2 separate regions of the Mus musculus genome follow, and region 1 is linked to region 2. Evidence: chromatin contacts called from ENCODE POLR2A ChIA-PET data. All regions are on one chromosome and are shown on one strand. The core of a region is the stretch at or near the end of the contact, and the rest is flanking DNA. Distances in the headings are between cores, read along the strand shown.

Evidence for each region. ChIA-PET counts read pairs that join two places held with the same protein, here RNA polymerase II (POLR2A).
Region 1: POLR2A ChIA-PET joins it to region 2 with 12 read pairs in Patski. The contact joins the promoter of Prkar2a here to the promoter of Qrich1 in region 2. POLR2A ChIA-PET finds 5 or more read pairs at or near these places in 2 of 5 experiments (Patski and embryonic stem cell).

What each region holds. Positions count from the first base shown.
Region 1 is chr9:108,687,970-108,694,323 of GRCm38, forward strand. Prkar2a (protein kinase, cAMP dependent regulatory, type II alpha) reads left to right here and starts at 4,174. Exons shown (of 11, transcript NM_008924.3): 1 at 4,174-4,743. The coding sequence starts at 4,488.
Region 2 is chr9:108,513,405-108,518,959 of GRCm38, forward strand. Qrich1 (glutamine-rich 1) reads left to right here and starts at 3,683. Exons shown (of 10, transcript NM_175143.5): 1 at 3,683-3,836. Qars (glutaminyl-tRNA synthetase) reads left to right here. Exons shown (of 24, transcript NM_133794.2): 16 at 265-402; 17 at 489-576; 18 at 661-804; 19 at 886-990; 20 at 1,139-1,231; 21 at 1,342-1,469; 22 at 1,563-1,629; 23 at 1,703-1,828; 24 at 2,392-2,537. The coding sequence ends at 2,442.

The DNA of each region.
Region 1 (6,354 bases), core at 2,924-5,423, 180 kb after region 2:
CTGAGGGCTCACTTTTCTGCTTTCTCTGCTGTGATAACTACACAAAGGTTCTGGTCCTGCAGTGTTGTTTCTTGAGCTTCCCAGTTTCTTTCCTTGCCCTAAGGTGTCTCAAAAGCAGACAACAGGCCTGCTGTACACGCTGACACTTTCTTGGGACACAATGTCCCAGGAAAGAGGGGGTTGACTCGCAGGTATAGAAACAGGTGGCCTGGGAATTAACTGCTCCCTGGAACAGGATGTTTGTTAAAATAGACCACCTAGATCAAAGACTGAATCTCATAGGGGAGGCATCATGTAGGCCAAGGGACAGATGGGTAAAGACAGAGAAAAGTTCCCCATCTCTCCTGCTAACCAGAGGCTCCTGAATGCTTCTAAGGTAAAACAAAACAAAAGAAAACATAGGTAATGAGTGAACTTCGAAGACTGTCAGTGAGGGACTGCCATAGAAGTGCTCAGGTAACCAGCAGGTTCCAGTGAACAGGTGGAGACTGGAGGAGCTTAAGGAGCTGGACTGTGGGATGTACCACAGTCAGAGCGGTGTCAAGCATTTTCAACACGGCATAAACTGAACATAATAACACATGCCTGTAATCCTAACTCTCCAGAGGTGGGCACAGGAGAATCAAGAGTTCAAGGTTGTCACACGGCCTCCTAGTCAGGTTAAGTGGGTTGTTTCTGCTGAGTTCTCTTAGTAGATGAAAGGTATGAGGTAAGTAAGCTGGGACCTGGGCCAAGGGCAAGGCTTCAAGGAGTATTAGCTTCTCTTTCCCTCGGGAAGGGGGATGGTTTTAAGTAAAGGGAAGCCGGACATGGTGGCACACGCCTTTACTCCCAGCACTCGGGAGGCAGAGGCACGTGGATTTCTGAGTTCGAGGCCAGCTTGGTCTACAGAGTGAGTTCCAGGACAGCCAGGGCTACACAGAGAAACCCTGTCTCGAAAAACCAAACCAAACCAAACCAAAAAAAGAGTCTAAGAAATTCACTATTTTACTGGAAACAGCAGTTGGTACCCTGCCTAAGTTTGCTTTCATCAAAACCCTCCCTGCTGTTGGTGCTAAACTGCCTGTGTCCCTCCTCTGCAAACTGTGCATGGCAATTGTAAAAGCCTATGAGAACAAGCCTCATTGTATTCATATCTGTATCTGTGGCTGGTGGTATGGTGGTCTAATGATGTTCATTACCTGAGGGTTGTGAGGAAGACAACATGGGATGAGGGGCCTCATCTGCTGGATGGCTTTTGCTTCTGAAGGTCTCCGCTTTAGGCCTTTCCACCCACCATTGTCACTTGCTCTTAGCAGCTGTTTGTCAGTGGTGGGTTTGGTTGCCATGGTAACAGCTAGTCCTGTAGCTGGACAGGCTTGGATGCAGGCAAGATGGCATTCAGGACAAAGGTTGAAGATGCAGGGCTTAGATCCCTGATGCTCTCTTGTTACAAGGCCTTTCAGTTAGCATAAATGGGCATTCATGACAGCCATTGTTCCTGTAATTATTGAAGGACAGGGAAGAGAGAGACCCTCCCTTTGGAAACCTAGAAGTGAGGGAGGTAGTCAGATTGGAACTACAAGCTATTTAACTTCACTGTGAATCTTCTGTATGGAGGAAGGTAAGGAGCAGCTAGCTGTAGGGTGTCTAATTTCTGTTCATGTCAGTCCTTTGAGGATTTTGTTGTGGCTAAACCCATTTAGGCTTGGTGCTAAGTACAACCTCTATTGCTGAGTCACAGCCTAGTCCCTCTTTAAAACAATTGCTTTTAGATTTATTTATATGGATGAATGTTTTGCCTCCACGAATGTATCTTCACTGCATCTGTTGAGGTCTGTATCCTTTGTAGTTCCCCTGGAACTGGATAGTTTGTGACAGTATGTGGGTTCTGGGAGTCCAACCCAGATCTTCATGAGAACAACTGTTCTTACCACTGAAAGAACATCTCCAGCTCTAGCCTGCTTTTTTTTTTTTTTTTTTTAATTTAAGATAGAGATTCCTCTGTGTTGCCTAGGTTTGTCTTAAATTCCTGTGTGCAAGAGTGATTTTTTTTCCTGCCTCATTCTCCTGAGTAATGGGATCTACAAATGATGTGTTACTATACTAGGTTAGGGTGCCCTCTGAATGCTGTCTGTTGGACAGATGGATGGTTAGGCTGTGCTGAATCTGTTTAACAGGTCAGGAAAACCAGACTGTTTCTGACAGAGGCCAATAGGGTTTCAGTGTACCGGGAGACCCTGTCCACACCCAACTCTGTCAACAACCTTTCTCTTCTCTATTTTGTAATTGAGGTCAGAGTCCTAACTCTTCATTTGCCTGTGCCCCATTTAAAACATGTAAGACATGATAATGTGGGAAGACTGGAACTTGGAGTTGTGAATTTACCTTTCCACAAGCTTGGCTGTAGGGTTGCTTGCAGAGAGGCAATTCCCTTGGTAATATGGTGCAGTGGTGGGGGGGGTCACATCTAGGTTTTTTGGATTGTAATGGCAAGATTTGAATCCTGGAAAACTTTTAAGAGTTGGCTAGACTGGGCCGTGGTGGTGCACATCTAATCCCAGCACTCAGGAGACAGATCTCTGAGTTCAAGGTCAACCTGCTCTAAAAAGTGAGTTCCAGAACAGCCAGGACTACACAGAGAAATCCTGTTTTGAAAAACCAAACCAACAACCTCTCCCCTCCTCCCATACCCCCCCAAAAAGAGCCAGTCTGCTCAAGAGAAGACCCATCTCCACTGTGTTGCTTTGCTTTTTTGTTTTTGATTTGAGATAGTTTCATGTAACCCAGGCTAGACTTGAATTATGTAGCAGCTTTGAAAGAAATGATACATATTATGAGACTGAAGTCAGGAGAGCAGTTTCTGCTTCTTTTGTTGCTGAAATGTATCATTTGTTCCTTCTTCATTCATTCATTCATTCATTCAGTCTTCACAAGTATGCTGTCAGTGCCTCCAGCCAGCATGCTGGATACTGCTTCGCCGCCACTCAACATACATTCAGGGACACATAGCTGTTTGTAGTCTCAGGTCTACCTAGCTTACAGCCTGGACTGGCCCCTACATTGAGTACCTCAGTAAGGTGTTCCCCTGTCACCATACACAGCTCAGTTCCCAGCAGCCTGAGGTTTTGGGTTTGTGCCAGGCCTTTATGGGCGGTGCTAGTGGAGATCTTAATTAATACTGGTTAATTACCAGGTGGTGCTTAACAATCCCAATACCCTTCAGGTTCCCAAGCTCACGAGTTGCTGGCTGGTTCCGGCAGGGAGAGGGAGAACAGTATTCTCGCTGGCTCTTTGGCCAGCACCTAGGCTGGATATTCCAGAAAGGTCTGTAACTTCTTTTGTTCAAGTTTGGTGACAGGAGGAAACAAGTTGAGGAACAGCAGGTGCCTCTCTAGTTCACCTCTGCCCTCTTCCCAAAGGCAAAAGACAACACGGTCTGTGGTCTGCTCAACTTCACCAAGTAGTGTGGCCCAGGGTTGAGTGGGGAGGAAGGAGGACTCTAAGTCTAGGCCTGAAGACCAAGATGGAAGTGTCCAAAAGGAGGAACAAGCCCCGAGGTCTGTCCAGCTCCTGGCATTATTCTGCTTTCTTACTGCCCACAATCGGCTGAGCGAGCTCTTTCAGGGTTATTTCTCTGCTTGAGGCTCACAAGTGACTATCTCACTGAAACTTTTACTTCCTACAAAGCCTTCCCCCTTTGACATCTCACGACGTCATATTAGACTCCTTAGGACCTCAGGCAGTCAGGCACGCATCGTTCTACCTGTCAGTCAAGGTGGTTCTTCTGACTTGACTAGGTCTTTGTTCCTGTTGTACAGGACTTTCCTCCAGATCGTTCTCTGGGCAAACCTGCTCAGTACTTTAGGCTTAGCATTAATGTCGTTCCCTAGAGTAAGCCCTCTGGCCCTCCACTAGAGCAGGGGTCAAGGTGAGGTGGTCCTGTGTCACTTCAGTGACCCTGGCACTCCTTTAAGAGGCTCGCAGCATGCTCCGAAAGCATGAGTGAAAGGTTTTTGTGACCAGGCGAGACGCACTAACCAGCCCGCCTCGCAGCCGGGCCACTCTTTCCTCATCTCCGGGGCCTCCCGCACCTTGACCATGGGCTGCTCCGAGAGCGGGAGGCTCAGCGGCGCACGCGCACTCTGGGCCAGCTCCTGGCCGGGGACGCGCACGCCCGCGGCCGCGTGCGTCACAACCCGGGCGCCTGCCGCGCCCGTCCAGCTTGCCTGCCCGGCGGTCCCCGCGGCGGCGGCGGCGCGGCGGCGGCAGCGGCGGCGGCTGCGGCCGGGTGACAACAGCAGCGGCGCCAGGCTGGCTTGCTAGCGGAAGGGTCGCGCGGCCCGCACAACAAACTCAGACCCGGCCAGAATAAGGCGCGACGCGAGGAAGGCCGAGACGGGCCGCGCGGGAGACCGCGGGCGCGGAGTGACAGGCCGGCGTGAGGGAGCGCGCAGGTTGCAGCCGCCGGCCGCCCGGACCCGCCGGGCCCCTCGGACGTCGCAGGCATGAGCCACATCCAGATCCCCGCGGGGCTCACGGAGCTGCTGCAGGGCTACACCGTGGAGGTGCTTCGGCAGCAGCCGCCCGACCTCGTCGACTTCGCGGTGGAGTACTTCACACGCCTGCGCGAGGCCCGCCGCCAGGAATCAGACACGTTCATCGTCTCCCCGACGACCTTTCACACGCAGGAGTCCAGCGCAGTCCCCGTCATCGAGGAGGACGGGGAGAGTGACTCGGACTCGGAAGATGCCGATCTGGAAGGTAGGCGGGCGGGGCAAGGCCGAGGTGCGATGTGGGCACCGAGTGAAGGGTTCAGGGAGGGACCCGAGGGCCGACCAGGGGTGCCCTGGGCTCGGCTCCCGGCCTTACCCTGGGCCGAGACCCGAGAGCTCTCCAGCCCAGCTGCTTGGGTTCCCCGGCGTGTGAGCATTCCAAATTGAGCTCCGCGGTTCTCTGAGCCCGAGCGTTCACGGAGAGTGATTTGTCAGATTCTGCCTTGAATGAAGCGTGCGCGTTCTTTGGTCCGCGTGGTGGCGCGGAGCTTGAGTCGGTCCCGCCAGAAGCTGCTCTGCCTCTTTGCCTTAGACCCCATAGCCTGCTTGCTTTCCGAAGACAAGAGCACCAGCACCCGGCAGCTCGCCCCGAATAAACCGGATGATCATTTCATTTGCAAAGAATTCCGTTTTGGAAGAGTTATTGCTGAAAACTGTTGGAGACGAGGCCGATCGCCTTGATTAAGCAGGAACTCAGTAGGTAGTTCAAGCTGACCTCGAACTTGGGGTCAACTATCTACCTCTGCCTCAATGAAAACCTTATAAGCATACACATAAGAGGAACGATGAGCTGAGCCCCTCCCTAAATGCTGTCACTCACATTCAGTAGCTGAACCTCCTCCCCCAATACTGCCTGCCGCTCACATTCAACAGTTATCAATATTTTCACTATTGTTTTACCTATATATATATTTCCTCTCTCCCTTTGCTCAAGTATGTAAAGGAAATTTCAGTTATGCCATTTTATTCGTGTCCAGTTAATTATGCGTTCCTCCTTCTCTTCCTCCTCCTCCTCCTCCAAGTTTCGATATGGTTAAAACAATTGAATCAAACTGGCGAGCATAATCAATACCTCGATTCCAGTGTTGATTGCAGGGAAGTATACAAGTAACATTCTACTCATTTGATTTAAGTAAGACTGTCAAAGAGCAATTTTATTTCCTCGGTTGCTTCCACTTATGCTTTATTAACATAATAGAGTTAGCCTGCTTTAATTGTTTTAATTTTAATTAATCCCCCCCCCCTTTTTTTTGAGACAAAGTCTCACTGTGTAGCCTTGGATGATGTAGACCAAATTGGCTTTGACCTCATGAGATCTGCCTGCCTCTGCCTCCTGAGTAGTGCTGGGATTAAAAATGGGCAATCTATGCCCAACACCGGCAGATTTATTTTTCTTTATGTGTTTGTCTATCTGCCTCATGTATATGCATACTATATTAGGCAGCTCTCAGGCCAAAAGAGGATACAGATGGTTGAAAGCCACCATGTAGGTGCTGGGAATTAAAACAGCATTCCTTAGAAGAGCAGCCTGTGGCTTTAAGCACTGAGCCATCTCACTAGCCCTTTTATTTTCTGTTCCAGCGCTGAGCCTCCCTTCAGAGTATTAATGAGCGCAGGACTCCCACTTGGAATAATAAACTCTGGAGTTGGATGACAGCGATGGCTATCTTTTTGTCAGCTTTGCTGTGTTGCAAGGTTGTTTGCAGACTCCTGGCTCCTGCCTGCAAGTGTTCTTCCCTCTTTAACTTTTCTTTGGTTGCCTTCTGCTTTTGGTTGGATTTTGTACTTGCAACTGTTCCTTATTTGGCTATGCTACATT
Region 2 (5,555 bases), core at 2,433-4,932:
GTATAGCTAGGGGGATTCCTTATGTGTTTAGGGTGTATATACATATGAGTGGGGCTGTGGGTGCCACAGTATGTGTTGAGATCAGAGTACAACTTGTGGAAGTCAGCTTTCTTCTTCCACCATATAGGTTCCAGGGATCCAACTTGATTTTCCAGAGTTGGCATTAAGTTTCTTTACCCACTGGACCCTCTCGTTGGCCTCTAGTGCTTTTTCTGTGGTCTTTTTATGACCCCACAGATGGCTAACCCTTTTCTTCCATCCTAGACGGTCTTCCTACTTTTGGTTATGTAACGCTCTGAAAGTCTATTGTCCTGTTCAGTGGGAATATGGTCGCCTCAATTTGCACTATGCTGTTGTCTCAAAGCGCAAGATTCTCCAGCTTGTAGCAGCTGGTGCTGTTCGGTAGGTGTGGTCATGGGGTCTGCCAGAGGTTGTAGCTCTTGTGGCATGTGCTGTTTAAGATCTTCTGACCACCCTCTTATCCAAAGGGACTGGGACGATCCACGGCTCTTCACACTCACTGCCCTACGACGACGGGGTTTTCCACCAGAGGCTATCAACAACTTCTGTGCTCGGGTATAATTCAGTAGGCTTAGTGGGTGAAAGCAGGCTGGGTGTGGCCCTTTTACTTGTGGTATGACTGATGAGTTTTCCTACCAGGTTGGGGTCACAGTGGCACAGACCACAATGGAACCTCATCTTCTGGAAGCCTGTGTGCGTGATGTGCTGAATGATGCAGCCCCACGTGCCATGGCTGTTCTAGAGCCACTACAAGTTGTCATCACCAACTTTCCTGCTCCCAAGGTGGGCCTACCTCTGTGTGTGTGTGTGAGCATGTGTGAATGCCGAGTATCTGAGATAACAGCTATCTGTCTCCTGCTACAGCCCTTGGACATCCGAGTGCCAAATTTCCCAGCTGATGAGACCAAGGGTTTCCACCAGGTTCCTTTTGCTTCCACTGTCTTCATTGAGAGAAGCGACTTTAAGGAGGTAAGTGGGGTTTACTGCTAGGTCTATTTTTAATAGCCTCTCCTTCCTGCTTTACATGAGCCAATCCCTAACAAACATGAGGTTGGGAGAAGCCTTGTTCTTGGATGATGTTTGCAGCTTCTGTATCTTCCATGCTTCTTTTCTTTAGGAGTCAGAACCAGGCTATAAGCGCCTAGCTTCGGGCCAGCCTGTGGGCCTGAGACACACTGGTTATGTCATTGAACTGCAGAATATTGTCAGGGTAAGAGACAGCTGCAGTCTTTCTGTACAGTGCCTGCTAGGGCCAAGATTGTGTGTTGCTAACAGTCTTCATGTTGGTCCCTGGTCTGATTCCATCTTCCTCACTTCTAGGGCTCCAGTGGCTGTGTGGAACGCTTGGAGGTGACCTGTAGACGAGCTGATGCTGGAGAGAAGCCCAAGGCCTTTATTCACTGGGTATCACAGCCTTTGGTGTGTGAGATTCGCCTCTATGAGTGCCTGTGAGTGAACATAGCTGGAATTGAGACTGTCACAGGATGGGAATTGCATGCTGTGGCTCTCCAGCAAGGGCCTGACTTTCACTCTGGCTACAGATTCCAGCACAAGAACCCCGAAGACCCTGTTGAAGTGCCTGGTGGATTCCTAAGTGACCTGAACCCGGTAGGCTCATAGAATGTGAGGTGAGGGTGGTGGGCTTCTGAGCTGGACAGCCACTTGGATTCTCTGTCTGCAGGCGTCACTACAAGTGGTAGAAGGAGCATTAGTGGACTGCTCTGTGGCTTTGGCAAAGCCCTTTGACAAGTTCCAGTTTGAGCGCCTTGGGTACTTCTCTGTGGATCCAGACAGCCATCAAGGACAGGTGCTTAATTTGACCCACCTATACCCTTCTGTGTACTGATGGTGGAAGCTGTTCACTGTGATAAACACTCTCCCTACATCCCCTTAGCATTCTCCAAATAAGTTGGGAGGGACATTCATTACTTTCCAGTTAAGTCCAAGCACAAAATTTTATAGGGCTCTAACTTTTTTTAAGATTTATTTTATTTTATGTTAGTATGCTGCTGCTGTCTTCAGACACACCAGAAGAGGGCATCAGATCCCATTACAGATGGTTGTGAGCCATCATGTTGTGAATTGAACTCAGAACCTCTGGAAGAGCAGTCGGTGCTCTCAACTGCTGAGCCACCTCTCCAGCCCCGGCCCTAACTTTTTTACTCTTCAAAGTAGCAGGCAAGCTTAGAGTTTGTCATAATCCTCATGAAACTAAGGCACAGCACAGGCATCTAGTCCTTTATCTGAAATTACAGAGTTATTGACAACCTTGGTACCTCACCTCCATGATACCTCACCTCCTAGGTGATGAAGGGGAAGTAAGAAGCCCGGTTCGGGGTTGTTGGTCATTTTTCTTCTACTGCCTTTCAGATTGTCTTCAACCGAACTGTCACACTAAAAGAAGACCCAGGCAAAATATGAACTGAATACATGTGGCCCTACCTCATCCTGGAGGCTGGGGGTGCCCTTCAGCACTCCACACTCCGTTTCAATAAAGAATAACTAAATCCCTCTGGCGTCTCTCTGTTGTCTGCCTTTCTAATATCTGAGGACCCTGGAGAAATAGTTTGTTAGCTGGCAGTGGTGGGTCTCATATGTCTTCTGGAAGAATGCACTTCCCCAGAAAAGAGCCAGCCACAAAGTCACTACTGCACTTGGTTCTCAAAGGCAGGTGCATGGCTGGAATTAGCTCAGCACTTACTATGATAAACCTGAGAACCCCAGAGATGCTGTTGCACAGTCACCAGTCCTATGGAGGGATCTAGGTTTGTGTCTTTGTGGCTAGAGATCAAGAGACACATGACCCCCCGTGTGATCATTTAGAAAAAAGCCCTGTCAACTATTTAAGCATAGTGAGATAAATCATGAATGCTGTTGTGGCCTTTCCAGTTTGGGGACCCCAGCAAACTCCCTGGATGTCTATACGGTGCTGAGATGAGATTCCTGGCTATGCTGGCCCTTGGATTGGACCCCGTCTCAGAAATTGACTTCTGAAGAATTTGAAGATTAGAGTTTGCTAGGACAGGAACAAGTGCAGAAGGCACTAAGGTTTGCCCCAGACTGAGGGCCCCCTGGGTTGCTGGGAGCTTCTGGTGAGGCTGTAGGTGAGTGCCTGCAGCTTTAAAGCCTTCCACATTTTCCCTGTATACAAACACTAGGCTACCCAAGGCCTGCTTTAAGGTGGACCTGACTGTGGCAAAGCGATCTCAGATGAGAGGTGGTGCTGGGGGTTCCTGAAGCTGTTTTCTCCCGTGCACTAACGCCCCGAGCGCTTCCCAGGCGCGGCACAATGGTTAAAGCTGCGCCCAGTTCAGGGGTTTGAAAGGGGGCCACCTTAACCACGAGGCCGAGCTAGGCCCGGCCCCGCCTCGCGTGGAACTGTGCAACTAGAGGAGGCGCTAGCGGGACACCGTAGGTGGCTTCAAAAAGCATGCTTTCAGACCCAGGGCAGGGGCAAAATACCCCTGGATGCTGAACCCCGGGCCTAAGCCCCGCCCCGCATGGAGGGGTGCCCATGGGCGTGGCGCTCCTTCCCACAACGAGGGGTACGCTCTCCACTCCAACCGGTTCCCTCTGTGGCTGCAGCGTTCCCTTTAAGCCTGGCAGGCAGCTCTCGCGGGATCCGACGCTCCGGTTCTCGCGAGAAGGGCCTTCGGCTCCCATTGGCCGTGAGGGCTGAATGTAAGATGGCGCCCAGGGAGCTGTGAGGAGAAAATCCTGTCGGTCTCGGAGCGGCGACGGCAGAACCGAGGCCCCGGGCGGTGAAGCGGGGCCGGCGGGTAGAACGGAGGCAGCGGCGGCGGTGACGTCGCCGGGTGAGGGCTCTGGTGAGGGCGGGGACGCAGCAAGGCTCTGGCTCGAAGGCGGCAGGCCCACCCTACACAACGGCGGGCGGGCGGGGGCGGGCGGGCCGCTGCCGCTGGGCCCAGGCGACCTCAGGGCGGCTTCAGAGCGGAGAACGTCCCTCGGCTCGCGAGCCTCCGCCCCACGGGTGGGGGAGGGGCGGGCCTGAGGGGCGGGTGGGCGCGGCGCACGGGGGCGCGCGGAGGCGCGCGCGCACGAGCGTGGCTTTTTTTTTTCTTTTTTTTTTTTTTCTCATTTTTCTGCGCGCGCGCGTGCGTTATCGTGCGCGCTGTGCGGTCCTCTCGTTGCGCGTAGCCGCCCGACGTGCGCGTCCCCGTTGGCTCTCAGCTGTGGCCCGTGGGCTAGAACGGCTTCCGGGGCGCGCGCCACCCCGCGACCCCCCGGTTTTGCGGCGCGCGCCCTGCTGTTGGTCGCTCACGCTGTCCGGAGTGCGCGCCGGACGCCCCTTCCAAGAGGAGGGCAGACGGGCGGGCGGGCGAGCGGCCTGGCGGACGACCGACCTGCCGACTGGGGAAGGTTGAGGGTTGGGCCCTTGTCCTCGTGACGTCCGGGGCAGCGGTGGCCTAGGTCTGCGGAGAAACATAGCGGCTTTGCGGTCTGGCTTGCGGCTCCGCTCCTCCGGGAGGCGGACAGGAGTGCTCGTACTAACTGAAGAATGCTGTTACTTAAGCGAGGCCCAAGGACTGGGTGGGTGCTTGGGGAGGGTGCTGCTCTGCTTGGGAAACCGAGTCCTGCTGGCCGGAGAGGGCATTGGGTCCCCATGGGTTTCCTCACCTTGTACTGGTGCTTTGTGCTGAGGAGAGAAGGTTACCATTACCAGGCCCCGCTTTTCTTCCATTAGAACCGATTCTTCCATAAGCGCAGTTGATACACGTCACCTCTGTGCGCTCCGGAAAGAGATCCTCCTCTGTATATGGTATCAAACTCTCGGAGCTCTAAAATTCCGCTTTAAATCCTCACTTAAATGCAGCCTCCCCCCCCCCTTTTTTTTTTCCACCTCCGCGTGGGTGGGAGGGGCTTGCCTTTCTGTTCTTGATAAGGGCTGTTTCTTAACCTTGATTAACTTGATCAATGCTTTGCCGGTTTTTTTCTTTGTAATTTCTAAAATGTCCAGCAAAAATTTCTAAAATCTGCCTGTCACTATAAAAACTATGTAACTGAAGTTCTTCTCAGCTTTTTTTTTTCTTTCCACATTTTGTTTCAGTGCTGTGATCTTCTATCTAGGAAATTCTAGGTTTGTGATGGAGAAATACACAGCTCTTTTTTTCTAAGACAAAACATCTGCTAGTTTATTTTTACAATTTTGTTACATTAAGCCTGAGGAAAAGCAAGCTAAAAGGATTTTTATTCCTTTTAGTAGCAACCAAACTTTGATAGTAATGACTTTTTTTTAATATACTGTATTTTTTTAAGAACAAAGTTAAAACTTAAAAAGAGGCTGAGGATGGAAGGAACTTCTTTGTTCTATCTTCTTCAGAATGTTAGAAGTCTTAAGAACTCAGGACAAGCAGCAGACATACATGCAACATGGTGACTGGTGAGTTAAAAATCATTCATACGCTGGAAGTATGTGTGCAGTCCGTTACCCCCCAACCCCTTGGTAATACTGAAACTTTACAAATCTTGTCATTCTTTCTTGGTGTTGTCTGCTAGAAGCTGCTACCTACTAG